Linked DNA regions of Homo sapiens: all the other regions are linked to region 1. A link is a contact called in ENCODE Hi-C or POLR2A ChIA-PET data. All regions are on one chromosome and are shown on one strand. The core of a region is the stretch at or near the end of the contact, and the rest is flanking DNA. Distances in the headings are between cores, read along the strand shown.

What was found. Hi-C counts contacts between places; a loop is a spot of excess contacts on that map. ChIA-PET counts read pairs that join two places held with the same protein, here RNA polymerase II (POLR2A). Pooled maps may share reads with other maps.
Region 2: a loop to region 1 is called in a pooled map, with 3 times the contacts of the local background. The contact joins the enhancer-like site here to the promoter of CDC37 in region 1. A Hi-C loop is called at or near these places in 5 of 50 pooled maps. POLR2A ChIA-PET finds 5 or more read pairs at or near these places in 2 of 52 experiments (BJ and T-cell).
Region 3: a loop to region 1 is called in a map of CD8-positive, alpha-beta T cell, with 3 times the contacts of the local background. The contact joins the promoter of DNM2 here to the promoter of CDC37 in region 1. A Hi-C loop is called at or near these places in 3 of 168 maps with a recorded cell type or tissue (CD8-positive, alpha-beta T cell, PC-9 and naive thymus-derived CD4-positive, alpha-beta T cell), 10 of 37 single-sample maps with no recorded cell type and 12 of 50 pooled maps. POLR2A ChIA-PET finds 5 or more read pairs at or near these places in 4 of 52 experiments (A673, H1, activated CD4-positive, alpha-beta T cell and 1 more).

What each region holds. Positions count from the first base shown.
Region 1 is chr19:10,401,926-10,405,797 of GRCh38, forward strand. It overlaps CDC37 (cell division cycle 37, HSP90 cochaperone), which reads right to left and starts at 1,617. Exons shown (of 8, transcript NM_007065.4): 1 at 1,453-1,617. The coding sequence starts at 1,554. MIR1181 (microRNA 1181) reads right to left here and starts at 1,613; the gene lies at 1,533-1,613. RefSeq lists silencers at 1,333-1,392, 3,103-3,152 and an enhancer at 1,793-2,142.
Region 2 is chr19:10,753,205-10,757,076 of GRCh38, forward strand. The region is part of intron 1 of DNM2 (dynamin 2); the gene reads left to right. It overlaps LOC124904637 (a long non-coding RNA gene), which reads right to left. Exons shown (of 2, transcript XR_007067139.1): 2 at 1,913-3,457. Among named protein-coding and RNA genes, the nearest start is that of MIR4748, 25 kb to the right of the region's middle. Within about 2 kb of position 2,152, at least 4 of the 41 ENCODE cell types and tissues checked have a DNase peak (open chromatin) inside an H3K27ac peak, as active enhancers do.
Region 3 is chr19:10,716,386-10,720,257 of GRCh38, forward strand. DNM2 (dynamin 2) reads left to right here and starts at 1,694. Exons shown (of 21, transcript NM_001005361.3): 1 at 1,694-2,018. The coding sequence starts at 1,858. MIR638 (microRNA 638) reads left to right here and starts at 2,019; the gene lies at 2,019-2,118. RefSeq lists enhancers at 773-962, 1,153-1,272, 2,713-2,852 and a silencer at 1,553-2,222.

The sequences.
Region 1 (3,872 bases), core at 367-2,866:
GGGTGGATCAACTGAGGTCGGAAGTTCAAGACCAGCCTGACCAACATGGAGAAACCCTGTCTCTACCAAAAATACAAAATTAGCCAGGCATGGTGGTGCATCATGCCTGTAATCCCAGCTACTCAGGAGGCTGAGGCAGGAGAATCACTTGAACCCGGGAGGCAGAGGTTGCAGTGAGCCAAGATTGTGCCACTGCACTCCAGCCTGGGCGACAAGAAGGAAACTTCGTCTCAAAAAAAAAAAAAAAAAAAAAAAAAGGAATACAACAGACACTGGTATGTAATGCAGGCACACTCATTTGGGGTAGCAGGAGGTTAAACCTTTAAGTCTTAGTCATCCCATTGGCTCGTGAGCACTGAGAGGGTGGTGGGACATGGATCACCCAGGCTTGGGATTCTGGGGTCTGGATTCGGGACCTCTGTTGTGGTCAGATAGAAGAAGGGGTGGTGAATTTAGAATCAGACCAGGAGAGTCCCTGGATAAGAGCAGGGACAATTTGGGTCACAGAGTAGCTAACAGGCTGGGGACAAAAGGTGGGGTGGGTTTGGGGTTCTGGGCTTGAGTTAGGGGAGAGTTTCCAATGCTGGCTGAGGCTCATACAGGAAGCCAGTCTGGGAAGTGGGTGGTGACAGGGTCTGCAATACCAAGTAGGAGCAGGGGCTCTGGCTAGGCCGGAAGCCACGTGGGCAGGATTTCCTGGTATAATGGGAAATGGGTCTACCGGAGGCCAAAGGAGAGGCTGGAATGTGAGGCTCTATCGGGTTGGAGCTGGTAGTTAGATCCAGAGGGGAACCAGATTCCAAAACCCAAGTACTCGGTGAGACTAAGGATCCTGAAGGGGGACGGTTCTACACTCTAGGAAGGGGGTCCTGGGTGTGGGCAGGGACAGGAATATCAGAGTAGCACAGAGTTCCTTGTTCCGTTTAGAAAAGGAGTGGCGACTCCGGATCTGAATGGGAACCCCGGATCAAGATCCCGGAAAGTAGATCCCGGGACAGACCAAAGTATTGGGGGTCCAGACTACGGAGGTGGGGGGGCGATGGGAGATCCCAGATAGGAAGTGAATACCCGAATAGGATGAGGGATCATCTAGAAGAATTTGGGGTCCAAACTTTGAGGCAGAGTTCTGGGTATAAATGTTAACTGCCGAACAGAATTAGGGAGAACCCCCAAGACTCGTCTAGGGGACTCCAGACTATGAAGAAGTTCTAGGGGGTGAATAGGGAATCCCACGCAAAAATCGGAGCAGGGAGTGGGGGAGCGGAGATCCAGGGCAGGGACTCAGGGTCCCAATGGTACTGGGGTCCCGGAGTTGAATCGAAGCTCCTGAAAATCCAGACTGGGGGGGTGAGAATCCTAGGTGTGAACAGCGGGGTCCCTGGGCAGTATCGGGGATCACAACTCCGAAGCGGGGTCCGGGAGTGGGGAAAGGGATGGGCGCGCGCGCCTTACCTGATGCCGCCAGCGGAAGAGACTGGCCGTGTCGATGTTGGGGTGCGTCTCGTCTTCATCATCAGACACCTCAATGTGGTCCCACACGCTGTAGTCCACCATCTTGCCTTGGCGGCCCAGCCCGCTCCGGCTCGGGTGGCGGCGACGGCGGCAGCAGTGGAGACTAGGAGCGCGGAGCCCCGCCCCTTCCGCTTCCGCCGAGCGCGGGAAACCCCGCCCTGTGTGACGTCACATCCCTAGTAACCGCGGCAGCGGCACTAGCTACCCAGCCAGCCTTAAAGGGCCCTGCGTAAGTGTTCCGGCCCCCTGGAGTTCCCGCAGAGACTCCGCGTCATCGGGCGCTGGGGCTCCGCTAGGTCTCCTGGGGGCATATGAGTGCGCGCTTCAACTCCGAGCCCCCCTCATCTCCCGCCGCTCCACGGTGGGCGTTTGGGGTGGCAGGGAGGGGACGGTTGATGAGACTGAGAGGACTGTCCCCTCAGCCACGCCGCAGTGACGTCTGCAAGGGGTAGGGACACGGCGGGAAGGCCCTCCCCCTGCCCTTCGTAAACGGGGACCTAAGCCTGCGCTGGAGAGGGGCGCCTGATGACTCCTCGGACTTTCTCAGCCCGAGGAGGACTGGACCTGCCCTGGGGGTGTCTAAATCGGGGGTGGTATGGCCCTCCCCTTGCAGGGTTAAACGTGGAGGGGAGACTGTGGCCCTGCCTTGGGAGCTGGGGTTTCCCCGCCTCGGCAACAGCCTTCTCCTTGTCTTCCACCTCCTGCCATTCGCAGCGAGGACTCGCGCGAGCGCGCGCGCGCACACACACACACACACACACACACACGCACACACACACACACACACACTTTGGAATCACCCGGACCCCCTCAAAACGGGTCTCGGCTCCCCACCCCGCTGGCCGCTGGGTGTCGCTAGAGTCTAGCCCACGGCGCGTATTCCTGGCCCCGCGCTTGGTGGGGGGAATCGTGGAGGGGTGGAAGGGGGCTTTCCTTGTCGTCACAGTCTGGGGCCACGCATAGCCCCTCCCCGTTCGTCTTGGGGTACGCTTCCTCCGCCGGGGCTCTAAGGACTCCATTACTCTAAGCATGCAGGGCCTCGACCACCTCACACTTCCATGCATCCCAATCCACGCTTTGATACCAGGATAATAGGCCGTGTTGCAGCCTTGGGCCAGGATTATCTCAGATTAAAGGGTGCTCCCTCGGGGGTCAGGCTGGATAGGAGGAGCTCCAGCCACTCCGGTGAGGGGCGCCTCTTCCTAGTCTCCCCTGGAGCCGACGTTGGAGGCAGTGCCTGGAGAGAGCGAGCGAAGTTCTCCAGAAGGGGGAGGATTCCCCGGTGCATGGAGCGGGAAGGGCCATCGGACAAAAACGTCCTCCCGCTGCCGCCCTTCCCCCTCGCGCTTCATTCAAACCCGCGAGTGGGCGGGCAGGGGCGGGGGAGTCCCCATCTCCTACCCCTCCCTCTTCCCCTCCACCCTGGCAGTCCAGCACATCAGTGGCCGTCACGGCCCGGGCACGCGCGCGCACGGACCCACACCCCGGCGGCTCTCACAATCGCACACACACATACACACACACACCAGCAAACAAAGGGTCTGGACACCCCCGTCCCCTCCCGCCCCCCAGGCCAGGGAGGGCGGGGCATCCCCTCCCCAGGCCCCCCGCAAGGTAAGCTTGGGGCTGCGAGCTGCGGTGGGGAGGGGGACACGGTGCCACAGTGGGAGGGGGCCAGGAAGGTAGGGGGTTCCCCGGCTCCCCAGGAAAGTCGTACCCCCACCCCCACCGTATGCCCTTTAGGGATTCGGCCCCGTCATCAGCCTGGGGGTGTTTGGAGAGAATCCCAGATGTCGGGGATTCCCGGATAGGCGCGGGGGTCTCTTCCTGGCTCTGGAGACTGGAGCTGCCCAGCTTCAGCAAAACAGGGTTCCCGGAGCCTCAGCTTCCAGAACTGGGGATAGAGCGCCGGAAGCTTCCCCATCAACCCCAAGCATTTCCTAATCTGCCAGCACAGCACCTCCAGCCCTGGGGACTGAGGAGAGAGACCCCTAAGTTGCTTTGCACTGTCCCTCTGTCCCCGGTCCCCATCCCACCCCCATCGGTGCAAACCCTGCTATGTCTCTCCTGCCTGTGTGTGTGTGTGGGGGGGAGGTTTGCGGGAATTGGGAACGCTTTTTGGGGCTACCTTTGCTTCTTCTGCTACATCCCATAGCCACATACCACTGAGCTGCGGTGGGGCCCGGCAGGCGGCTTTGCCTTCCTGAGTCTCAATTTCCTCCTCTGCAAAGTGGGTAATGACACACACCTAGGATTCCGCGAAATCGTGCTCGCGGAGCCTGCTTTTGCGCCATCATTTTATTTATTAGCTCATTTCACATCTCTTTCCCAAGTGTCTACTTACGATGTACTGGGCACTG
Region 2 (3,872 bases), core at 902-3,401, 350 kb after region 1:
TATTAGCTACTCTAATGTTTTGAACTCAGTAATGCGTGTGTATGATGCGGAATTCAAAGATGTCGGAAAACATGCAGTGGCTCCTTCCCCACCAGGCCCCAGCCGCCCCGGGTCCTGTTTTGTTTCCCTTTGGTTGTCTTAGTCACAAAGTACAGACTTTCTTCTGTACCTTTTCCTTCCCCTTCCCCCCTCCCCCTTCCCTTCCCCCCCCCACTTCCCTTTCCCCTTCCCCCTTCCCTTTCCCTTTTCCTTCTCTTCTTCCTTTCCTTTTCTTTCTTCAGTAAAACTGATCACTACAAACCTTTTCTTTTTTTCTCACTTAGTACACCAAAAAGGGAGTTACATGTCTAGAAAGGACAGGCTCTTTTTGTGTGTCTGTTGCTGCATAGCAGCATGGATAGGCCATAATTTATATATAAATACACGTATTTTATTCTATTTTAAAGGTTTTTGTTTTGTTTTTTTCCCCCGAGACGGAGTTTCGCTCTTTGTTGTGCAAGCTGGTGCAATGGCGCGATCTCAGCTCATTCCAACCTCTGCCTCCTGGGTTCAAGCGATTCTCCTGTCTCAGCCTCCTGAGTAGCTGGCATTAAAGGCACCCACCACCACGCCTGGCTAATTTTTGTAATTTTAGTAGAGATGGGGTTGCACCATGTTGGCCAAGCAGGTCTCGAACTCCTGACCTCAAACGATCCACCCACCTCGGCCTCTGAAAGTGTTTGGATTACAGGCGTGAGCCATTATGCCCAGCAATATATCTTATATATAAGGTGATTGAAAATATATGTTTTCAAAAAGAAAACATATTTTCAGTCAGCTTCCTTAGGTTGAACGTAATTTATATTTAACTAGTCCCCTGTTGCTGGGCTTTAAAATTCTTTGAGATCTGAATTTTTCGTCTTATTGAGAAACTAACAGGGTTGTAACAATTCTGTGGGCAAATTTTAATGGAATGTCCACCCTGTACTTTTGTATCTGAATCTTCACGAACATGTTCTCCTTGACTTGTGACCTTTTCCTGAGATTTCAGTTAGATATAGTTAATCGCTTAAGTCTTTTTTTTTTTTTTTGAGACGGAGTCTCACTCTGTTGCCAGGCTGGAGTGCAGTGGCGCTATCTCAGCTCACTGCAGCCTCCGCCTCCCAGGTTCAAGCGATTCTGCCTCAGCCTCCTGAGTAGCTGGGACTACAGGCACCCTCCACCTCGCCTGGCTAATTTTTTGTATTTTAGTAGAGACGGGGTTTTACCGTGTTGGCCAGGATGGTCTTGATCTGCTGACCTCATAATCTGCCCGCCTCAGCCTCCCAAAGTGCTGGGATTATAGGCGTGACCCACTACAACTGGCCAATCGCATAAATCTTAAACATATACCTTGATTTTCTTGTCTTCTTCTTCTTCTTTTTTGGAGACAGTCTCCCTCTGTTGCCCAGGCTGGAGTGCAACGGCGCAATCATGGCTCACTGCAGCCTCAGTCTCCTGGGCTCAAGTAATCCTCCTGCCACAGCCTCCCGAGTAGCTGACACTACAGGGGAATGCCACCATCCGCAGTGAATTACTTTTTACTTTTTGTAGAGACAGGGGCTCGTTATGTTGCCCAGGCTGGTCTCGAACTCCTGACTTCAAGTGATCCACCCACCTTGGCCTCCCAAAGTGCTGGGATTACAGGTGTGAGCCACTGCTGCAAGTTTTGATTTTCTAATAAATGATTGTACCTTGGTACCTACTGGCTAGATCAAGATGCAGGACTTCTTCATGGTCTCAGAAAGTCCCTCCTGCCCCTTCTAGTCCATTTCCCGAAAGGGAACCACTGCCCTGATTTCTATCTCCAGAGACTAGCTTTGCCGGTTCAAGTTCAAGTCCACCCTGTGACTCAGCAAGAGAAACAAGGACATGTGTCTACAAAAAGCGCATATGAGAATGTTCAGAACAGCTTTATTTGTAATAAATTCAAGCTAGGAAGACCCCAAATGTCCATCCAATGGTGACTAGACGAACAGACTGTAGTCCATCAGTGCAATGGACAGATTCGACCACGAAAAGGAATGAACGTCAGACACACGAAGCAGACAGGATGTCTGTGATTGCATCACATGCTGCTCCTGTGTTGTTTTATCGTTGACATCTTCCACTTGCACACTTCAAAAATAGTCATTGAAAGGATGGAGCAGGGGCACTGTTGTGAGGGGCACGTGCTGTCACCGCCGCTGCTGGTGATTCAGTGTCTAGCCAGCGCCGCATGGTTTCTGAGATGCTGCATTTGTCTTTTTTTTTTTTTTGAGACAGAGTCGTTCTGTCACCCAGGCTGGAGTGCAGTGGCGCGATCTCAGCTCACTGCAACCTCTGCCTTCCAAGTTCAAGCGGTTCTCCTGCCTCAGCCTCCCAAGTGGTTGCGATTACAGGTGTCCACCACCACACCCGGCCAGGGTTTTTTTTTGTCTTTTTTTTTTTGTATTTTGTATTGTTTTTGTTTTTGTTTTGAGATGGAGTCTCACTCTGTCACCCAGGCTGGAGTGCAGTGATGCGATCTCGGCTCACTACAATCTCCGCCTCCCGGGTTCAAGCCATTCTCGTGTCTTAGCCTCCCGAGTGGCTGGGATTACATGCTTGCGCCCCCACACCCGGTTAATTTTTGTATCTTAAGTAAAGGCGGGGTTTCACCATGTTGGCCAGGCTGGTCTCAAACTCCTGACCTCAGGTGACCCACCCACCTTGGCTTCCCAAAGTGCTGGGATTATAGGCGTGAGCCACTGTGCCTGACCTGAGACACTGCGTCTCTGATGTGCAAGATGCCAAGTGTCCCTGCCCCTCAGGTCCCTACCTGTGAGCTAGGTGGCCTGGGGCTCTGGTAGGGCCAGGGCCAAGGCTACTTGTGGCGTTCATGAGGTTAATACCCTGGGACAGCCTGGTGTCCACTGTGACTACTGTGACGGAAAGACAAGGGGCCATGCTAAGAGGTGACTTTGGGGTCTGTCACCTGCATGGGGGCGCCCGCTCGCTGTTTCCCTCGTTCAGTTCACTCCGCCTCCCAATTGATGTAGCTTGTTCCCTCAGTCCCCCTGCTCAGAGAACCCTCTCCAATTATCCCAGCCCCCAACCCCTCTCACCCCTGCAGTATGTCTTCCTCGCACCCACCCCCGTCAGAATGTTGGCGCCAGTGTCACCAGCACCTCCCCAAGTGCTCAGGAGCCAGTGAGAAAGGTTCGCTCCTTTTCATGCAAGCCATGAGCTGTGATGTTGTCCAAGTCTCGTATCCTGTTTGTGCCTCAGGCTCCTCATCAGCCGAATGGGAGGCTGACGGAAAGGGATTAGAGCTCAGGCATCAGCTTGAACTGGGGCACGTGGCGTGACAGGCCTAGTGCCTGGCAGGCAGGTCCCTCGGGCTCTTTGTCATCCTCAGGAGTGTGGCTCGAAGACAGGTAGCATCCCAGGCCTGGAGAGCTGACTGTGCTGCCTGTGGCTGCAGAGACAGGATGCAGAGGCCAGGGCTCGTCCCCCAGAGCCTTGCAAGTGTCTGTAGGGCGCTCCCCTCTGTCTTGCCTCCTCCCACTCTCTGGCTCTTCTCTATCCGGCCTGCCCTCAGGTTGTGACCATCCACCTCCCAAACTGCCCTGGAATCTGCCTACGGCCTGTCCACTGGCCTCCGTACCCCTGCCTGCCATCTCTCTGGTTTCGCCCCTGATGTCACTCACATGAACCACAGCGGTCACCCCCACCTGCCTCCTGCTCCTGCCCTCTCCTCTGCCCTGCATCAGCCAGAGGGGGGTTTAAAAGCTTACATTTGTTAATAATCTGGCTAAAGCTTAACATTTATTGTAATCCATCCCTAAATCCCAGCTGGTGGCATTGCTCTAACAGTGATGACCAGCCTCCTC
Region 3 (3,872 bases), core at 444-2,943, 310 kb after region 1:
CAGAGCACTTACCTGCTCCTGCCTTCTCACTGGGTTTCCTTGTCTCTGGCCTATTTGTCTCCAGAGGGGTCAAAACACTTCAAATCCTCCTATTTGTCTCTGTCCACTGTCAGGAGTTCCAGTTCCCAGAACCCCAATTTTGCCTACAAAATAGCGTGTCTTTTCACGGGGAGAGGATTTGTTGAGTTTTAGTGGGTACTCAAAAAGATCTAAAGCCAGTTGGGGGGGTTCACACATGTAATCCCAGCACTTTTGGGAGGCCGGCCTGTGAGGGTCGTTTGGGCGCAGGAGTTTGAGACCAGCCTGGACAACACAGCAAGACCCTGTCTCTATAAAAAATAAAATAAAAATAATTAGCTGGGCATAGTTGCGCACGTCTGTGGTTCCAGCTACTCGGGACGCTGAGGCGGGAGGATCGTTTGAGCCCAGGTGCTTGTTGAATTGAGCTATGAGTGCACTACTGCACCCCAGCCTGGGCAACAGAGTAAGGACCCAGTTTCTAAGAAAAGAAGATTCATTAGCTAGACGCGGTGGCTCACACCTGTAATTCCAACACTTTGGGAGGCCAAGACGGGCGGATCACTTGAGGCCAGGCGTTCGAGACCAGCCTGGCCAATATGGTGAAACCCCGTCTACTAAAAATACAAAATTAGCTGGGCGTGGTGGCTCACACTTGTAATCCCAGCTATTCGGGAGGCTGAGGCAGGAGAATTGGTTGAACCGGGGAGGCGGAGGTTGCAGTGAGCCAAGATCGCGCTACTGCACTCCAGCCTGGGTGACAGAGTGAGTACCCCGCCTCAAAAAAAAGAAAAGAAAAAAGATTCATGATCTGCTAAAGTTGAAGAAGTGGGGGAAAACATTGGAGTGTTAGCGGCGTCAAGATCGGGCGTGAGCAGAAAGGGCACAGCATTTGCAAAGGCGTGGAGGAGTGATTTTATTGCGTTCTATCCCTAGGAAGCAATGACTTGGCCTCTACCATTTGCAGAGCGCATTGGGACCCTGCTCCCAGAGCTGGTTTGCAGTCTGGGAACTGAGATGCGCTCTGGGACTTGTAGTTTTCCCCAGTGCCAGGAAACTCAAAAATCGAGACATCGGATCCCACCACGAGGTGTCGCCCTTGAGCGAGTACGGTGGGATCTATCCTATACTTCAGAAGGCTGTTGCAGACATCCAACAATCACAAGGAAGAACGGGAGTTTTTCTGATTGACAGATATGGTTCTCAATGATAGTCAAGATTCGGATGTTAAAGCCCGCCCTCTTTTGCCTGGTTGGCTGGAGCAACGAAGTGATATTTATATGAACCAATGGGAAATTCTTAGGGAACGAGGTAGTAGCTCAATCCCCAACACCATTGGTCCACATTGTCTACTGGCACGTCTGCCTGCCAATAAGATGGTGGAACTTCGCCAATGGGCAGAGCCAACGTGCCTTTTTCGGAAACACCCCCTTCCTCTCTTGACAACTTGCTTTCTGCCGCTATTGGCTGTTGCACAACAGTGACGGTTCTTTTGTCCAATAAGTCAGCAAGACGGTCCCCAGGGGGAAGGTTTACTCAACCATAGGCCCGTGCCTAGTTTTTATTGGCTAGTGTATCCGAGTGGCGGTGCAGCAGGCCAGTCGCGTGCGGCGCGAGTGCTTTGGGCGCAGCCCCCGGGGCCGGGGCGGGAGGTCGCTCGGGTCGGGTGTCGCCTGAGAACCGGATGAGGCGGCGACCGTGAGGCCGAGCCGGGAGCGGGCGTCTTGCCGAGGCCCGGGCGGGCGGGGAGCAACGGCTACAGACGCCGCGGGGCCAGGTCGTTGAGGGTCGGCGGCGGGCGAGGAGCGCAGGGCGCTCGGGCCGGGGGCCGCCGGCGCCATGGGCAACCGCGGGATGGAAGAGCTGATCCCGCTGGTCAACAAACTGCAGGACGCCTTCAGCTCCATCGGCCAGAGCTGCCACCTGGACCTGCCGCAGATCGCTGTAGTGGGCGGCCAGAGCGCCGGCAAGAGCTCGGTGCTGGAGAACTTCGTGGGCCGGTGAGCGGGCGCGGCAGGGATCGCGGGCGGGTGGCGGCCTAGGGCGCGGAGGGCGGACCGGGAATGGCGCGCCGTGCGCCGCCGGCGTAACTGCGGCGCTTGCGTGCCCGCGGCGGGGAACCGGACGGGGTCGGGGAGGCGGGCCCTGTGGGACGCCCTGGGCAGAGGACTCCCTGCAGGGGCTCCGGAGCAGGCCCGGGCCCCAGGGGCGGTGTCACGGGCCAGGGCGCCGTAGGACAGGAGGTGCGCTGGAACCCTGCGGTCCATCTGGTCCCAGCTTTCGTGGGTGAAGTCTGCCATCTGGTTGGCCGTGGGTCTGGGGTAGATCCCTCTTCTGCTCTTTCGGGCTGTCCATCAGAGGTGAAACCGGCCATCTAGATATCTATTGGGGCGACCGCTGCGGTCTGGCTGGCTTGTTCTTGTATCTGGAGCTGCCCCCGCCGTCTGGTTGGCTGTCTCTCTGTCCTGGGCAAGCCTCCCTGCCACCACCATTTGGTTGTCCATCTGTCCAGTCCCACCTGGCAGCCCCCTGCTGTCTGGCTAGCTGTCCAGGGTGACCTCTGCTGTCTGGCCGCCCATCCGTGCCCCTCACAGACTTTAACACTGAGCAGTCCCTCTGTTGGGTGACACCAGCTGGCCTCTACTGTCTGACTGGCTAGCTGACTCCTAGGGGACCCTGTTTGATTCTCTCTGGCTGACTCTTACAGCTTGATTCCTGGCTAGCGCTGGCTCCTCTCTTCCGTGTGAATTCTTCTGTCTGTCTGGCCATCTCCTAGTCTGCCCATGACTACCCCTGAGTGTCTGGCACAACGGCTCTGGAAAGGGGTGGTAGGAGGGTAGAGGGGAGAACAGAGCTGAAGGAGGAGGTTTGGACCCTACTTCCCCTCTCAGCTGGAAGGAGGACTCTGGGGGTACCTTACTTCAGGATTCCTTTCCGAGTGCTAGAACACAGGGGCCCGCCTCCCAGCTACAGCCTACAAATTGGGGGCCCTCCTTTGGAGCCTGGGAAGGGGCTTCTTGCGTGATCAGGCCTCAGTGGCTAGCGCTGGGATGTAGCCTTCTCTGGACAGCCTTGAGAAGCCGCGGTGTGCCCATCTGTCCAGTGGGCAAACTCCACTCTCTGGGGCTGTTTCCAGGATTCAGGAAGCAAATGAATGAGAACAGCCCGTGCAGCCACCTCTCCCTCCCACCAACCCCTCTTGCCTTTCTTGTCTCCCAGATGGGCGGCCACTTCTCCATTCCAGGAACTACTCATTTGTGGTGGTGTGGCTGCCAAATGATAACATCCTCCTCCTGTCATTATTGTCATTGTTATTGTTGTTATCATTGTCAAGGGATAATGTCCCTTCTTGATTCAACATCTTGAATCCCAAGTAAGGAGTGGGGTGGAGGCTGTGTTATCATCCCCACCTTAGCTGAGCTGGGAGGCTCAGAAGGGACTGTGATCACCCAAGGCCACTAGGCTGGCGTAAGGCCTTGTGTCTGCCATCCCAGAGCCTTGGGGCTTTGCTCCAAGCAGCACAAATCTCCTCTTTTGCTACCTTGTCTCTAGCTCATTGCCTTCTGTCTACCGTGGTGGAAAGGTGTGGACTTGCAGCCAGCTGGGCCTGGCCTGATCTCAGGCTGGACTGTGGTGTGGGCCCCTTTGAGTGACCATCTTCCTGCCTGCCCAGGCTTCTGGGACGGGGGTGGGGGGTGTTTGCAAAGCTCTGTCTCTTTCACTTGCCTTGTGACCTTGCACAGGTTGTCTTGGCCTCTCTAAGTCTTGGTTGACTCTCCTAAACAAGTTTATTTTATTTTATTTATTTATTTATTTTTTTTTTTTTTGAGACAGAGTCTCCCTCTGTCATCCAG